Regions from separate parts of the Homo sapiens genome. Here region 2 is linked to region 1. A link is an interaction called in ENCODE POLR2A ChIA-PET data of the cell type or tissue named here. Cell type or tissue: PC-9. All regions are shown on one strand. Links, peaks and the distances in the headings refer to the core of each region. The heading gives the core; the rest is flanking DNA.

Evidence for each region. ChIA-PET counts read pairs that join two places held together with the same protein. Peaks named below come from ENCODE experiments on the same cell type or tissue, not always from the same donor. Only the 100,000 strongest peaks of a DNase experiment are listed, where the experiment ranks them.
Region 2: POLR2A ChIA-PET joins it to region 1 with 6 read pairs; 4 of 35 experiments call an interaction of 5 or more read pairs at or near these places.

The regions. Positions count from the first base shown.
Region 1 is chr15:65,167,996-65,175,891 of GRCh38, forward strand. The region is part of intron 3 of CLPX (caseinolytic mitochondrial matrix peptidase chaperone subunit X); the gene reads right to left. Among named protein-coding and RNA genes, the nearest start is that of CLPX, 13 kb to the right of the region's middle. In PC-9, for the core only: no CTCF peak of the experiment used is centred there; a DNase peak (open chromatin) is centred at 3,656.
Region 2 is chr15:65,873,072-65,878,071 of GRCh38, forward strand. RAB11A (RAB11A, member RAS oncogene family) reads left to right here. Exons shown (of 5, transcript NM_004663.5): 2 at 4,261-4,456; 3 at 4,691-4,884. Among named protein-coding and RNA genes, the nearest start is that of RAB11A, 6.1 kb to the left of the region's middle. In PC-9, for the core only: no CTCF peak of the experiment used is centred there; no DNase peak of the experiment used is centred there.

The sequences.
Region 1 (7,896 bases), core at 1,183-6,182:
TTTCTCAGTCATACTGATTGGATTTAAAGATAATCATGCAGACTTTGAAAGCAATACAAAGGTAGTTTAAAGTGAGGATAAAAAGAGTCTCTTTTTTCTTTTAAAAATTTTTGGCCAGGCATGGTGGCTCAGGCCTGTAATCCCAGCACTTTGGGAGGCCGAGGGGGACAGATCACGAGGTCAGGAGATCGAGACCTGGCTAACACGGTAAAACCCTGTCTCTACTAAAAATAGAAAAATTAGCTGGGTGTGGTGGTGGGCGCCTGTAGTCCCAGCTGCTCGGGAGGCTGAGGCAGGAGAATGGTATGAACCCGGGAGGTGGAGCTTGCAGTGAGATGAGATTGCACCACTGCACTCCAGCCTGGGCGACAAAGTGAGACTCTGTCTCAAAAAAAAAAAAAAAAAAAAAAAAAAATTTGTGGATACACAGTGATGAGTTCATGTCCTTTGTAGGGACATGGATGAAGCTAGAAACCATCATTCTGAGCAAACTATCGCAAGGACAGAAAACCAAACACCGCATGTTCTCACTCATAGATGGGAACTGAACAATGAGAACACTTGGACACAGGGTGGGGAACATCACACACCGGGGCCTGTCATGGGGTGGGGGGAGGGGGGAGGGATAGCATTAGGAGATATACCTAATGTAAATGATGAGTTAACGGGTGCAGCACACCAACATGGCACATGTATACCTATGTAACAAACCTGCACGTTGTACATGTGTACCCTAGAACTTAAAGTATAATTAAAAAAAAAACTTTGCGGATACACAGTGGATGAATACATTTATAAGGATTTCTCAATTCCAATGGATCAGCTACAGTATATCCTATGTTAAAGGTGATTTATTTTTCTTTTCTCTTTTTTTTTTTTGAGACAGGGTATCGCTCTGTTGCCCAGGCTGAAGTGCAGTGGCGTGATCACTACTCACTGCAGTCTTGACCTCCTAAGCTCAAGCAATCCTCCCACCTCAGCCTCCCTGAGTATCCAGGACTACAGGCACACGCCACCACGCCTGCCTACTTTTTTTTTTTTTTTTTGAGATGGAGTCTTGCTCTGTCGCCCAGGCTGGAGTGCAGTGGTACAATCTCGCCTCACTGCAAGCTCCACCTCCCAGGTTCACGCCATTCTCCTGCCTTAGCCTCCCGAGTAGCTGGGACTACAGGCGCCTCTCGATCTCCTGACCTCGTGATCTGCCCGCCTCGGCCTCCCAAAGTGCTGGGATTACAGGCATGAGCCACTGCGCCCGGCCGATGCCTGCCTACTTTTAAAAATCTTCTGTAGAGACAGGGTCTCATGATGTTGCCCAGGCGGGTCTCAAACTCCTGGACTCGAGTAACCCTCCCACCTTGGCCTCCGAAAGTGCTTGGGATTACAGGCGTGACCCACTGAGGCCAGCCTACTCTTTCTTTTCAAAACATGGTTATAGGATGTTGGCGGGGCACAGTGGCTCACACCTGTAAACCCAGCACTTTGGAAGGCCAAGACGGGTGGATCACTTGAGCTTAGGAGTTCAAGACCAGCCTGGCCAACATGGTGAAACCCTGTCTCTACTAAAAATACAAAAACTAGCCGGGCATGGTAACTACCTGTAAACCCAGCTACTCAGCAGGCTGAGGCAGGAGAACTGCTTGAACCTGGGAGGCAGAGGTTGCAGTGAGCCGAGATGGTGCCCATCGTGCCCTCTTATTATAAACAAAACAAATAAACATAAAACAACACATGGTTATAGGATGTAGATATATGGATATATTTACTTTTTTTTTTTTTTGAGACAGAGTTTCGCTCTTGTTGCCCAGACTAGTGTGCAATGGTGCAATCTCGGCTTACTGCAACCTTCGCCTCGCCTCCAGGGTTCAAGCAATTCTCTTGCCTCAGCCTCCGAAGTAGCTGGGATTACAGGCATGTGTCACCACGCCCGGCTAATTTTGTATTTTTTAGTAGAGATGGGGTTTGACCATGTTGGTCAGGCTGGTCTCAAATTCCTGACCTCAGGTGATCCGCCTGCCTCAGCCTCCCAAAGTGCTGGGATTACAGGCATGAGCCACCGCACCCAGCGACTTTTTTTTTAAGAGCTGCTGTCTTGCTATGTTGTCCAGGCTAGCCTCAAATTTCTGTTCTCAAGGGATCCTCCCACCTCCCAAGTAGCTGGGTTTGGACATACATGCTTAACTCAGCCTAACCCTACTAATGGTAACCGGGGACCTCAGAAAGCAATTTGGTAGAGAATCTCTTATAGGTACAGGTGGCAAATACAAAGCTAGTATGTCTAAGTAATACATTTTTGTGTAACCCAACTAGAAAGAGAGAACTGCAGAGAAAAAAAAAAATTCATGGAATTTTTTTTCCTTTGGGAAAATTTTAAATATAAATATCTATCCACAGATTATAGGGAACACTGCACTAGCAAGCACACCTACGTCTTTACAAACTAATCTAAATGAAAAAAGTAGACAATTCCATATTAAAAAAACAACTTTAGGCTGAGCGGGGTGGCTCAGGCCTGTAATCCCAGCACTTTGGGAGGCCGAGGCGGGTGGATCACCTGAGGTCAGGAGTTTGAGACCACCCTGGCCAACATGGCGAAACCCTGTCTTTACTAAAAATACAAAAATTAGCCAGGTGTGGTGGCGGGTGCCTGTAATCCCAGCTACCTGAGAGGCTGAGGCAGGAGAATCCCTTGATGGTTACCTGGGAGGCGGAGGTTGCAGTGAGCCAAGACCACGTCACTATACTCCAGCCTAGGCAACAGAACTCTGTCTCAAAAACAAACAAAACCACTTCATTATCAATTCAATCAATTCTTGTGTTTCTGTTCTTCTTTTTTTTTTTTTTTTTTGAGACGGAGTCTCATTCTGTCACCCAGACTGGAGTGCAGTGGCACGATCTGGGCTCACTGCAACCTCCGCCTCCTGGGTCCAAGCAATTCTCCTGCCTCAGCCTCTGGAGTAGCTGGGACTACAGGTGCATGCCACCACACCCAGCTCATTTTTGTACTTTTAGTAGAGATGGGGTTTCACCATGTTGGCCAGGATGGTCTCGATCTTCTGACCTCATGAAACACCCACCTCAGCCTCCCAAAGTGCTGGGATTACAGGCATGAGCCACTGCGCCCAGCCATGTTTCTGTTCTTAAACACAAGACTAATTAAAAACACATTCTGGGCCGGCCAAGGTGGCTAACGCCTGTAATCCTAGCACTCTGGGAGGCTGAGGCAGGTGGATCACTTAAGGTCAGGAGTTCAAGACCAGCCTAGCCAACATAGTGAAACCCTGTCATTACTAAAAATATACAAATTATCCGGGCGTGTTGTCTTGTGCCTGTAATCCTAGCAACTGGGGAGGCTGAGGCACGAGAATTGCTTGAACCTGGAAAGCAGAGGTTGTAGTGAGCTGGGATCACACCACTGCACTTCAGCCTGGGCAATAGAGCGAGACTCAGTCTCAAAAAAAAAAAAAACATTTCGGATAAATTCTATTAGCAAATTTTAAGGAATAAGCGGTTTCATCCATGTTTCCTATTTGCTGATCACGTATAAATGCTTAAAGAAAAAGATCAAGCTATTTGAAGCATCTGTGACTAACACAAGCCTAAGTAAATAATCACCACTTCCCATCAATGGGAAAGATAGTTACTGCCTTTATAATGATGAGGCACTAGTTTACAATTGTTACTGATGGTAAACAGGGCAAGGATTAAAGGGCAGAGAAGCCGCTGATCTAGTTCAGGCAGTGTGACAGGAAAATCTGGCCTGAGAGCACAAGTACAAAATATTTCTCTAAGGAAATTAGATCAAAAGGAAAATGATTAAACACCAACAAATCACATCCCTCTTTGCTTATTGTTGAAAGGTTGCTTAAATTTGACTTGAATATTTGCAACACAATTTTACACTGACATATTTTCAACATATCCCTAAATTCAAGGATTCAATGTTATTTATCAAAATGCTATTTTGGGAAAAAAAAATACAAGCATTGCAATGCACTTTTTTGTTTTGTTTTGTTTTTTGAGACAGAGTTTCACTCTTGTTGCCCAGGCTGGAGTGCAATGGCGCGATCTCAGCTCACCGCAACCTCCGCCTCCCGAGTAGCTGGGATTACAAGCATGCGCCACCACACCCAGCTAATTTTGTATTTTTAGTAGAGATGGGGTTTCTCCATGTTGGTCAGGCTGGTCTCAAACTCCCAACCTCAGGTGATCCACCCGCCTTGGCCTTCCAAACGGCTGGCATTACAGGCATGAACCACCATGCCTGGCCAATGCATTTTTACTCCAAAAACAAGGGGCAAAAATCTAATTTTGTTAAGTTACCAGGAGATAAATTCTTTCCTTTAAACAGCTACTACAAGTATCCTATATTTCTTTACATAAAATGTTGTTGGTTTGGGAGGCTGAGGTGGGCGGATCACAAGGTCAGGAGTTCAAGACCAGCTTGGCCAAGATGGTGAAACCCCCATCTCTACTAAAAATACAAAAAAATTAGCCGGGCATGTTGGCAGGCGCCTGTAATCCCAGCTACTCAGGAGCCTGAGGCTGAGAACTGCTTGAATCCGAGAGGTGGAGGTTGCAGTGAGCCTCGATCACACCACTGCACTCCAGTCTGGGCAATAAGAGCGAAACTCCGTCTGGGGGGAAAGAAAAAGAAAGACAAAGGATTTAAATTGACACTTCTCCAAAGAAGACAGACAAATGGCCAATAAACCTAAGAAAAGATTAACATCATTAGTCATTAGGGAAATGCAAATCAAAACCACAGTGAGTCCCAGGAGGTAGCACAAAAATCCCAGCACTTTGGGAAGCCAAGGCAGGAGGATCACTTGAGCCCAAGAGTTCGGGACCAGCCTGGGCAACATAAATGAGACCCTGTCTCTAGGGTGGCATTTGCCTGTAGTCTCAGCTATTCAGGATGCTGAGGTGGGAGGACAACTTGAACCCAGGAAGGTGAGGCTACTGTCAGCTATGATTGCGCCACTGCATCGTAGCCTGGGCGACAGAGCAAGACCCTGTTTCTAAAAACAAAATAAAACCAAAAGAAGCCCATGATGAGATACCACTTCATATCCACTATGAATAAAGAAAGACAGGCTGGGCGCAGTGGCTCATGCCTGTAATCCCAGCATTCTGGGAGCCCGAGGCAGGAGGATCACCTGAGGTCAGGAGTTCGAGATCAGCCTGACCAACATAGTGAAATCTTGTCTCTACTAAAAATACAAAAATCAGCTGGGTGTGGTGGTGGGCACCTATAATCCCAGCTACTTGGGAGGCTGAGACAGAATTGCTTGAATCTGGGAGGTGGAGGTTGCAGTGAGCCGAGATAGTGCCACCGCACTCCAACCTGGTGACAGAGTGAGACTCTGTCTCAAAAAAAAAAAAAAAAAAAAAAGAAGACAGACAGACAAGTGGTAAAAAGGATGTGGAGAAACTGGAACCCTCATATTGCTGGTCAGATTGTAAAATGGTACAGCTGCTATGGAAAACAGTTTAGCAATTCTGTAGAAACTAAACAGAGTTACCACATGACCCAGCAATTCCACTCCTAAACATATACCCAAGAGAGTTAGAAACATATGTCCACACAAAAACTTGTACACAGATGTTCACGGGAGCATTATTCAGAACAGCCAACAAGTAGAAACAATGTAAATGTCCACCACCTGATGAATGTCTAAACAATGAAATATTATTCAGCCATAAAAAGCAATGAAATACTGATATATGCTGCAAACTGGATAAACTTTAAAAACATGCTAAAGAAAATAAGGCTGGTATGAAATGCCACATATCGTATAATTCCATTGTATGAGATACCCAGAATAGACAAACCCATTGATAGAGAAAGTAGTTAATAGTTAACAGGGCTAGGAGGGGAGGAGGGTGGAGAGTGACTAAGGGCTATGGAGTTTCTTTCTGGGGTGATGAAAAATGTTCTGGAATTAGATAGTGGAGATGATCATTCAACTTGGTAAATATCTTTTTTTTCTTTTGAGATGAGACAAAGTCTCGCTCTGTCGCCCAGGCTGGAGTGCAGTGGTGCGATCTGGCTCACTGTAGCCTCTGCCTCCTGGGTTCAAGAGATTCTCCTGCTTCAGCCTCCTGAGTAGTTGGGACTACAGGCGTGCCCCACCACACAGGCGAATTTTTTGTATTTTTATTAGAGACGGGGTTTCACCGTGTTAGCCAGGATGGTCTCGATCTCCTGACCTCGTGATCCACCCACCTTGGCCTCCCAAAGTGCTGGGATTACAGGCGTGAGCCACCATGCCTGGCCTCTTTTTTTTGAGATGGAGTCTCGCTCTGTCACCCAGGCTGGAGTGCAGTGGTGTGATCTCGGCTCACTGCAACCTCCGCCTCCCGGGTTCAAGCAATTCTCCTGTCTCAGCCTCCCAAGTAGCTGGGATTACAGGTACGTGCCACCAAGCCTGGCTAATTTTTGTGTTTTTAGTAGAGATGGGGTTTCACCATGTTGGTCAGGCTGGTCTCAAACTCCTGACCTCATGATCTGCCCACCTCGGCCTCCCAAAGTGCTGGGATTACAGGCATAAGCCACCATGCCGGGCCACAACTTGGTAAATATTTTAAAACCACTGAAGATGAATTGCATGGTATATGAATGATGATATCTCAAATAAATTTTTAAAAGGAAAGGATTAGGCCCACATGTACAGCTGTCCCTTGGCACACATAGGAGACTAGTTCTAGGACCACCCACATATAACCAAATCCATGCATACTCAAGTCCTGCAGTCGGCCCTGTGGAGACCACACATATGAAAAGTTAGCTCCTCATATATGCTGGCCATTATGTGTTTGGTTGAATAAAAGCTAGGTATAAGTAGGCCTGAGCAATTCAAACCCACTGTTCGGGAGTCAACTGCATTAACATACACAGCTCTCAAAACGCTGCGTACTGAAAACAAGCAATTTGCAAAAATATGAATATGCTATTTATACTTTAAAAAAAATCACACGTTCAATGAAGATATGTTATAGAACTTTATAGCTTCATCTATCAGGGTCTATTCTTTTCTCATAAAGGAGGATCTACATATGCATTCTTCAAGTAATTAAAAATAATTAAAATTACAAAAAAGTAGACAATTACTTAAACAGGCCATTCACAAAAGAATTACAACTGACCAAAAAGCATATAAAAAGATGTTTACAAACTAGTATCCAAATAAATGCAGACTTAAAATGCAGGCCAGGCATGGTGGCTCACACCTGTAATGCCAGCACTTTGGGAGGCCAAGGCAGGTGAATCACCTGAGGTCAGGAATTCGAGACCAGCCTGGCCAACAAGGTGAAACCCCGTCTCTACTAAAAATACAAAAATTAGCCTGGCATGGTGGTGGGCACCTGTAATCCCAGCTACTTGGGAGGCTGCGGCTGAGGCACCTGAGGCTGGCACTTGAATCCAGGTGGCAGAAGTTGCAGTGAGCCAAGATCGCGCCACTGCACTCCAGCCTGGGTGAGAACAGTGAAACTCTGCCTCAGAAAAACAATAGAAACAAAAAACAAACAAAAAAACAGGCTGAGTTATCCCTTAACCAAAATGCACGGGACCAGAAGTGTTTCAGAGTTCAAATGTTTTCACGTTTTGGAATATTCACAGAAATACACTGGTTAAGCACCCCTACATGAAATCTGAAATCTGAAATGCTCCAATGGAGCATTTCCTTTAAGCGTCATGACGCACTCAAAAGGATTTCAGAGCATTTTGAATTCCAGATTTTCAGACTACGGATGCTCAACCTGTTAGTAACCTGAGATCAAATAAAACTCTCTTTAGGACTATGAAGACCCAACTTTTAATGATCAGACACAGAAGGATTCAAAAGGATGCATTCTGAAAAGACTTTTATTATGGGTACACAAAACTAAGGGAGG
Region 2 (5,000 bases), core at 1-5,000, 700 kb after region 1:
TTATTCTAAATTATGTGTTTGTTCTTGAACAGTAACCTTTATTTAAGCCCAATAGTGAGACTTTTGGTGGGAGGGAATTAGTTTTATTTTATTTAAAGTTGACTTTTTATTTTTAAAACTTTAATTCCTTAAGTATTTACGAACAATGTGGTTAAGGCCCTGTGGGACATAAGTAAGCATCAATCATGATTTCTGTTTACAAATATTGTGTGGTAGACACCAATCCACAGTTAGATTTTCTGAAAATATCTGGATACATAGTCTATTGCTTAAGACATTTTCTTTTCAATCACATTGGAGGTCAGTAGTAATTAACCATCAGCTGATTGTCAGTAGAAATTATCATAGGAACTTTGCTGTCTTGCATCTTGGTAGTAGTTTTTCTTTCACAAGTTTTGGTTGAGCAACTCAGATTCTGCTGAATCTGGAAAAACTTGTCTAGACTTGAGCCTTATTGTATGCATTATATCTATATCTATATCTATATATATATATTTTTTGAGGCAGGGTCTCCCTCTGTTGCCCAGTCTGGAGTGCCATGGCACAGTCATAGCCCACTGCAGCCTCAAATTCCTGTGCTCAAGAAATCCTCCTGCCTCAGCCTCCCAAGTAGCTGCAACTACAAATGTGCTCCACCATGCCTGGCTATTTTTTTTTTTTTAAGACTATCCCACTTACAGAAATAAAATTTTCTTTTTTGTAGAGATAGGGTCTCCCTACGTTGCCCAGGCTGGTCTCAAACTCCTGGGCTCAAGGGATCCTCCCACCTTGGCCTCTCAGAGTGCTGAGATTACAGGCATGAGCCACTGTGTCCTGCCTTGAACGCATTGTATATTAAAAACTTTTGAGGAGGTTGGACTATGAATATAGTTGAAAGAATAGAAATGTCTCCAAATTTATGAAAACTAGAATGAAAATTACCAGTTATTCTCTCACGTGGTAACTTTTAGGGTTGAGGTACTGTCTTTGATGAATTATATTTTAGTCCAGTAAATTAGTTTGCAAGAGAAAGTATAAAACTAAATGTGGTTGAAGAGGCAGAAATTTTCAATGGATAATTAATATGTATATTCTGCTTTTATGCATTTAGCAGCTTGATATTCAGTATTAGGTATTTGCGATGATACTCAAATACAGCAGATGTCTAGTTGATAACTTTTTTTTTTTTTTTTGAGATGGAGTTTCACTCTTGTTGCCCAGGCTGGAGTGCAATGGCGCGATTTCAGCTTACTGCGATTTCAGCTTACTGCAACCTCCGCCTCCCGCTTCAAGCAATTCTCCTGCTTCGGCCTCCTGAGTAGCTGGGACTACGGGCATGCGCCACCACACCTGGCTAATTTTGTGTTTTTAGTAGAGATGAGGTTTCTCCATGTTGGTCAGGCTGGTCTCAAACTCCCGACCTCAGGTGATCCACCCTCCTTGGCCTTCCAAAGTGCTGGGATTACAGGTGTGAGCCACCACGCCCGGCCTAGTTGAGATAACTTTTTAAAACATTCATGAATTTTGAGTTATTTTCAGATTAGAGTGCTTTTTTTTTGTAGTGTTAACATTAATTGGTTACATTAAGAGAAAAGTTCCCTTGCTATCTTTATGATGGTATAAGGAGTTGAGATTGGTGAGATAATGAACATAATCATTAGTTAAAAGTGGAGGTCAAAAGGGAGGAAACCAAAACTTGAAAGTGCTGGAGTTGGCCGGGCATGGTGGCTCATACCTGTAATCCCAGTACTTTGGGAGGCCAAAGCGAGTGGATCTTTTGAGCCCTGGAGTTTGAGACCCAGCCTGGGCAACATGGCAAAACCCCATCTCTACAGAAAATACAAAAAATTAGCTGAGCGTGTTGGCATGTGCCTGTAGTTCCAGCTACTAGGGAGGCTGAGGTGGGAGGATCCTCTGAGCCTGGGAGGTCTAGGCTGCAGTGGGCTCTGCTTGTGCCGTGGCACTCCAGCCTGGGCGACAGTGAGACCCTGTCTCAAAAAAAGAAAGAAAGAAAGAAAGTGCTGGAAGTTTTTTTTTTGAGACAAGTTCTGGCTCTACTCCCCCGGCTAGAGTACAGTGGTGCACAGTCCAGGCTCACCACAACCTCTGCCTCCCAGGCTCAAGCCATTTGCCCACCTCAGCCTCCTGAGTAGTTGGGACTACAGGCATGCACCACCGTGCCTGTCTAATTTTTTTGTTTGTATTTATTCATGTATTTTTTGTGTATTTTTTTGTATTTAAATTTTTTTTTTTGTATAAGTGATTCAAAGGCCATTTCCTTAGCAAACATCCAGCCTTTTGTACTAAGAGGCAACAGTGAATGTATCCTATTAATAATAGACTATTAACTGAAACTGAGATTTGACTTCATATCCAGAATGGTGGACCTTGGAAACTAGTATATCAACTAACCATCCTATAAAATTGAAAGTGCATTGCTTTTGTACATCACTTTAATAACTTTGACATTTTCTTCTGATATCAAATAAAAGCATGTATGTGTTTGCCACAGCATCTTTGACACCCTCTAGTTGACTCTCTAGTTAGAAATAACCATTCTTTGTGCTGCATTGGATTCACTGCCTCCTGAATGATTTCTTGCTGAATCAGCTGACTGAGAAAGCCAGAAAGATATGCATTTGATAATGTACTCTGTCCAAGACTGTCCAGAGGCTAGCTTATATCCACTCCTGTGGCAAGGAGGGAATGTATAATGGACTCTCTTTGCCCTCTGACCAGAATGCAGTGAGCTCTCAGTTTTTACCATTCTTTCCACTCGTACCACCATCCCAGTCTCTTTAGTAAGGAATGGTCTTACTCCTTGGCCTTATTTTTGTATGTTTGATTTTCTAGTCCTGATGTCTAAATCAATTAGCTAGTTTAGATAAGAAGAAGTCTTAGTAGTCAAAAGTAGGAACGAATGTAATGTTTCCTGAAATGCTGATACCAATTTTTACAAAGGAAAAAATATCTAGCTCAGATTCTATAAACGTGTGAACTCATTTTGAACTTTAAATTCAGATAGAAAATGTTTTAAAACAACTTAACTGCCTGTTTCTCCATTGTTTTTGAAATTCTTAAGCGTAATACCACTTTGAGTGAAAAAGAATCTCCATGTATCTAGTTAGTAAATAAACTGCTGCCTATAGAAATCACAGGAAGCAAATTCATCTAATCAAGACCTATTTTCAAAAAAATCATGGAGTCATAAGTGAAAGTATATGCCCTCCTTGCTTTGTTGTATTTTATTTTATTTATTTTTTTAAGACAGAGTCTCAGTGTGTCGCCCAGGCTGGAGTGCAGTGACACAATCTCGGCCCACTGCAACCTCTGCTTCCCGGGTTCAAGCTATTCTCATGCCTCAGGCCCACAAGTAGTTGGGATTACATGCGCCCACCACCACACCTGGCTAATTTTTGTATTTTTATAGAGATGGGGTTTTCACCATGTTGGCCAGGCTAGTCTCGAACTCTTGGCGTCAAGCAATCCGCCCACCTTGGCCTTCCAAAATGCTGGGATTACAGGTGTGAGCCACCACACCCGGCACTTGCTTTGGTTTTGACTCACAGTATGTCAGAATTATTAGTTTCCTAATACCCCCTGTTTATCTGTAGTGGCTTGGGTTTTTTTGGCAGAGGGGTCTCTAACTTTGAACCAATCTGATAAATGCAACTATTAAAGGTCATTTTAGTTTCTGTGATCTGTATGGTGATGTTTATAAACCCTATGCCTCATATGTTAAATGTTTTTCATTTTGCCTAGGTCTCAGTCCTGAGGTCACACCCAGTCTTTGATGAAACGAAGTATATTCATTTTGTCCTTCCCTACCCACTAACAGCCTTTGTTGTTTTCATTTCTGATACATTACATTTTAATATCATAAATTATTCATTTAGTTTAGGATTTATCTTTGAAGTTGTTATCTTCTAAAGTAGTAAGATTGGCATAGCATTGACGGTAATTAATGCCTGTCATCAATGCCAAGGGCATCTGTGATTAAAACTGCATGTTTAAGACAGGGTACCGTATCTGTGCTAAGCAGATGATATGTGGAAGTCATGCAGGTAGAAACAGGTTGAAAAGAATAAATCGGTTTTATTGATTGGTAACTGGTCAAGAACATGCTGTTCAACCCCCTACCCCCATTCCTTTTTAAAAGTCATATACCTTATTTTTCTTGCTTTATTTACTCTGAAGCCAAACTTCATTCTGTTGAAAGCATAGTGGTGTTCTGAATATGTTTGCCTCATTCATCTGACATTGAATTCTTTGTCTTTCCAGTTGTCCTTATTGGAGATTCTGGTGTTGGAAAGAGTAATCTCCTGTCTCGATTTACTCGAAATGAGTTTAATCTGGAAAGCAAGAGCACCATTGGAGTAGAGTTTGCAACAAGAAGCATCCAGGTTGATGGAAAAACAATAAAGGCACAGATATGGGACACAGCAGGGCAAGAGCGATATCGAGCTATAACATCAGCGTAAGTCTCATGGTTTTTAAGTTCTGTGAAATGGGTTGCCATCGAGTGAATTAGCTGACTTTTGGTATTGGAAAAAGAACTGTTGTTTTTTTCTTTTAAGAATTCTAGTATTAGGAATCCTTAGAAATTTATTTATAAGTATGTTTTTAAAACTCATGATCCATATTTTGAGTTCTTCCTGGTGTTTGCTTCCATCTTGTGGTTTTCTGATACTAAATATGTTTCTGTTTTCAGATATTATCGTGGAGCTGTAGGTGCCTTATTGGTTTATGACATTGCTAAACATCTCACATATGAAAATGTAGAGCGATGGCTGAAAGAACTGAGAGATCATGCTGATAGTAACATTGTTATCATGCTTGTGGGCAATAAGAGTGATCTACGTCATCTCAGGGCAGTTCCTACAGATGAAGCAAGAGCTTTTGCAGGTTAGTGATAGGAATTCCATGATATTTCTTACCATTGTGTCTTGTGGTTTTGATACCTTCCAATGAGAGTAATAGGTTATAATAGTTTCAGAGAGGTAAACATGAATGCTTAGCAA